Regions from separate parts of the Homo sapiens genome. Here region 1 is linked to region 2. A link is a loop called in an ENCODE intact Hi-C map of the cell type or tissue named here. Cell type or tissue: mammary epithelial cell. All regions are shown on one strand.

Evidence for each region. Peaks named below come from ENCODE experiments on the same cell type or tissue, not always from the same donor. Only the 100,000 strongest peaks of a DNase experiment are listed, where the experiment ranks them.
Region 1: it touches region 2 in a loop (11-fold over the local background); 2 of 110 quality-filtered maps call a loop at or near these places.

The regions. Positions count from the first base shown.
Region 1 is chr14:79,278,199-79,280,698 of GRCh38, forward strand. All of the region lies in intron 15 of NRXN3 (neurexin 3), which reads left to right. Among named protein-coding and RNA genes, the nearest start is that of NRXN3-AS1, 200 kb to the left of the region's middle. In mammary epithelial cell, no CTCF peak of the experiment used is centred here; a DNase peak (open chromatin) is centred at 1,113; H3K4me3 peaks cover 1,262 bases.
Region 2 is chr14:79,044,217-79,046,716 of GRCh38, forward strand. The region is part of intron 15 of NRXN3 (neurexin 3); the gene reads left to right. Among named protein-coding and RNA genes, the nearest start is that of NRXN3-AS1, 30 kb to the right of the region's middle. In mammary epithelial cell, no CTCF peak of the experiment used is centred here; a DNase peak (open chromatin) is centred at 1,275; H3K27ac peaks cover 1,163 bases.

The DNA.
Region 1 (2,500 bases), 230 kb after region 2:
TCCCCTTCCTCCCTGCAAATGTAATGGGCTTTTTACCCAAGGTGAATGGTAGGAGGGAGTCAAAGCTAGCAAGACCTGTGTGGACAACAACCTGGCCTGAGAGGGCAGCCTGTTGGGTTTGTCCTTCCTGCGCATGAGACATACTGGAGGGGTGGATGCCGCCTAGTCCACAGTGTTACCGTGTCCTGGCAGAGCCTTGGGTCAGTCCCCTCCTGGAGTCACAGATGGCCACGACAGAGGACAGGTGCTGCCATTCTGGCTCTCCCCTGCGTGTTCAGTCGTGAGGTAAACACCGTGCTGTCTTTGATGCCCAGCGCCCAGGGGACTTCACCCACCTGGGGCAGCCCTTCTGCAGCCAGTTCCGGACAGGCGCCAGTCACTTCTCTTTGAGCCAGCCGACTTGGCCCTCTCCCCTTCTGAAGTTTTTTGATCAGGACTACAGGCGCGGACGATAACCTCTGGATTTTGAATCCCAACAGTGTCCTATCCACCACCGGGGGTGGCAGCCACCTTCTGGAAGGACTGCCAATCACGGAGCCCTTCACCCTTTGGAGTCCCCAGGCCACCGCTCCACCTTCACTTTTGGGAGTCCGGACTCAGATTCCCATCATTCGCCCTGCGGGAGGGGCCCTGGGCATTTTAACCCCGGGAGACACACGCGCCTGGAGAGTGGTCGCCCAAGCCACCGCCAGGCAGGGAGGAGCGCGCGTGCGGCACCACCGCGTGCAGCAGCTCCAGCGCTCGCGCTGCCTCAAGGGGTTTATTTTTATTTCTATTTGGAGCTACTTCGGCCTTAGCCGCCGCCCTTACTTTTCCTCCGAAATTGTGAGAAGGTGCCTTCATGGCTGGAGTTTGGTTTCACGCGCCTGGGAGAAGAGCAGGGCACGGGTGATAAAGAAGGCGCAGTGTCGGTCTGTCGGTGTCACACACGCGCGCACACACGGCGGGGCGGGAGCCGCGCGAGCGAGAGGAGGGCGGGCGGCGTGTGCTGGAGGCTCGCGCGGGTGTATACGAGCCTGTGCTTGAATGGGAAGGGCCGGGATTCCGGGTCGCTCTGGCCCCTCCTTCCTCCGGAGCCAGCCAGTCCCTCGGCAGAGCGCTGGGGCTGCACTGATTTGCTCTCGGGAGTGCGCTATTTGCATATGACTTGCCCATTTGTGAATTTGGCTCCCCAACTCCTCGCTTCACTTCACCTGTGCCTCCCTGGTCCGCGCACTTCGCAGGCGCCCGCCCGCCTCTCGGCCACCTCTGCAGCCTGCCAGGCACCTCCTCTTGCGCTCTCGCTGATTTCGCCCACCCACCTCCCTCCACCCCGTGCCACGTTGGTTTGGGTGGCTGCTCCGCACCGGGTTCCTCCTCCTCTCCTCTTTCCCTCCAGTCCTTCTTATTCTCTTCCTCTGGCTGCGGTGGCTGCTGCTGCTGCTGGTTTTCATCCAGTTGGGAAACCCAGGAAGCCGGCGGCTGCTCCGTGGCGCTAGTCCAGCACGCCCAGGGTTAAAAGCCTCGCGCCCTTCCGCGGAGACTCCCAGGAACACCCGAAGAACTCTTCCACCTGCAGCCCCCTTTTGCCTGGCAGTTCTGCATTGCATCTCATGGAAGTGGAAACAGGAAAATAAAAATGTTCAAACTCCTTGGATGTTGGGATAAACTCACCTGAACCCACTTGGGTTCGGGCTGCCTCCTTCTCTTCCTTCATTGCCACCTTTCCTCTGTGTGGCTCCCGGGAGTGTGCGGTTAAGTCATCAGACTCGAAGTGCCTAGAGATCCGGAGGAAGCCGCGCCGGTCTTCCCCTGACATGCGTGGCATGCCGGGGCTCCGTAGGAGGTTTGCTATACCTGGGAGGACCCTGGCATTCTAAATTTCAGCTCCGGGAAAGAGAAGGGGCTTTTTGCCTTTTATCTTTTTTTTTTCTTTCTTTAAGTAGTAATTTTTTAACTGATTCATTGTTTGGAAAGCGCATATTGCTTCCCTCTTCCCCGAATTCTGGCAACTCTTCCTCCTGCTATGATGGGCCCTTGGGCATCATGAACTTCATTACTCCTCACTGGCTGGAATTCAAACTGCCCATCTGTAGTGGTCCCGTGCGTTGACCATGCACCTGAGAATCCACGCGAGACGGAGCCCTCCTCGCCGGCCGGCCTGGACGCTTGGGATCTGGTTCCTGTTCTGGGGATGTATCGTCAGCTCTGTATGGAGTTCTTCTAATGTAGCTTCCTCCTCCTCCACCTCTTCCTCGCCGGGGTCTCACTCTCAGCACGAGCACCATTTCCATGGCAGCAAGCATCACTCAGTGCCTATTTCTATCTATCGTTCCCCTGTTTCCCTTCGAGGAGGACACGGTAGGTCTCTCTGCTCTTTATCCTTTTAATGGGGCATAGCAATTCGCTAACCCACTAGCCTTGCAGGTAGTGTCAAAGGTGGGAAGGGAATTTAAAAAAAATGAATTTAAAATGATGAAAAGCATCGTATGTCCATGAGGGAAGCAAATTTCTACTTTCT
Region 2 (2,500 bases):
CACGTTGCATTTTAATCTTTTAGTGACCGATTGTCCCCAAATGTAAAATAGAAAGTTGAGGGAGGCAGTAGTTATATGCACATATTTTTTGAGCCAGAGTTCCCTGAGTTTGAGTTAAGGTGTCCTGAGTTTTGAGTTAAAGTTCCCTGAGTTTGCTACCAATTAGCTATGAAACCTGGGCCGAGTTAAAAGTTAGACCTTTACAGTCTTAAGTCTCCCTTTTTCATGTGTAAGACAAGGGAGAATAATGATTGTACCTTTTTCATAGGTTTTGATGATGGTTAAATGAGTTGAAGTAGTGAAAGCTCATAGCACAATGGCTGGCCCATGTTGAATGCCTAATGAATGTTTGCTATAATTACTACTGTTGATGATAATACTTTTGAAAACATAGTTGACTTGTTATAATTAAGCCAGTGTTTACATCTGCTTTACCAAATACTTCCCATGGTTTTTATCTCAGAAAATAGACTCAAAAGTGAACACACACACACACACACACACACATATATACCACACATATGTACAACCTGCATCGTCTAATAAGCTCAGTGGTTCCATATACTATATCTTTGGCCAAATCCGGGGCTTTCTGATTAGCACCTCTAGTTTTTTTTTTTTTTTTCTTCCCACTCCTGCTATAACCATTCTCAGCATTTTCTTCCAGTTTTTTCCTTCTAGAACTACTGCCAGGTGAACTACAAATTATTTTCTTGATTTGCAGCCCATGCACCAATGAGAAAATGCCTATGGTGTCTTTTGATTTTATGGTTCATTGCTTAGGCCTTGTCATAAAAACCATGGCGTCTCTTAAAAGAAAATATAAAACAAAAACAACTTTCTCTTGGCCAGAGTTTATCAAACCTATGCCCATAATGGCATAGAAATATAGGAAATGAGACAATCCTACTCCCCCAATCCCCGTTTTCTGTTTATTTGTTTGATTCCTGCCAAAGCAAAGTGACCTTGAGGGGGCACCGGCTCAGTGTTTGCTTTTTCTGGCGCTACCCACACCCCTCCTTCTTCATCTCCTACTGCTCCCCATTCAGCTCCTCAACAATCGGCAATCACTCTGCCCTTCTGCTCCAAATTTATGACCGGGAGCAAGCCATAAACAGAGAAGGCCAATCCTGATCCTAGGCACTGCACCTTCCTGTTTGCCAGAGGTATGACAGCTTGATGGGACTGTAAAGAATAAGCCTGCATCCCCACAAGCCGCATGAATCATGTCCTAGGATAATGACTAGCAAAGGCTGCTGCAGAGACTGCAGGTGACTCAGAGCCCTGAGGCAGGGCTTTCCCTAAACCACCTAGAACAAAGGGTTCCCATGGATGTTCTCTCTGTGGCGTCATCTCACAAATGAGAAGACCTCACCCACTCTCTGATCTATAAAAGCAGCCTTTTTATTCTGTGATCCATGTGAAATGGCAAAGATCACTCCAGCTTATTGATGCTCAGAGAATTATGAAGGTGCCACCTGAATGATACTCCTATAGGAAATATTTGGTGAACAAGATAACGTTTTTTCATGGATACTATTTGCCTCCTCCAGTTGCCGCTTGGTGTGTATATTATTCGCCAGTGATTGATAATGCCTCGGGACCACCTAGTGATCTTGTTCAGTTTCTAATTTAGTTGATCTGAGGTGGGGCCTGAGAATTTGCATATTTTAAAAACTCCCAAGTGATGCTGATGCAAAACAGCTAGAAGAGAATAATAATTCAAATAAATGTTCCTGGTGTAAAGGAAAGATAAATATTTCAGGTGATGGATATCCTAATTACCCTGATGTGATTGTATGAATGTATCAAATTATTCCAGGTACCCTGAAAATATGTATATCTAATGGGTACCAAAAACAATAAATAAATAATAAAAATCTGCTTTCACCAACTGATCTAGGTTTAAGCAATGGAGTAACATGACACCAGTATAACACCTTTTGCATTTCTGAAAGCTTCCTTCCCCTCCTCTTTCCCCTCCCCTCCTCTCCTTTCCTTTCCTTCTAGATCTGACAGTAGTAGCTGCAGCTTATGCTTTAGATTTGAGATACACAGTTGGGATCTATGATGGTCCCTGAGAAAGGACAATGAGTAGAAGAAGCAAGGTGCAGAGAGGATCTAACAATTTTTGCATGGACATGAGATTTGGAGCAAGGTCTAGAAGCTCATATCAGCAAGGAGTAAGTATGCTTGTGGCTTAAAGATTATGGTCTTCAAGACTTGCTCCTGGACTGGAAATATTCCCCTAATTTTTTGCCTAAATGAAATGTGCTACAGGCCTGAGTATACCTAAATCAGCTTCATTTTTCTGTCAAATCCCTCCCTGTATGCTTCTTCCAGTGATATGTCATGCAGATGTCCACAGGGGACATAGGATCTTGTAGTGCAAAAAACATGAGACTTTCATCAGACAATCAGTCTTGACTCTCAGACTCACTGTTGATTCTATGACCTAGCTCAAGCTACTTAACTCTCTAAGGTTAAATATCCTCCTCTA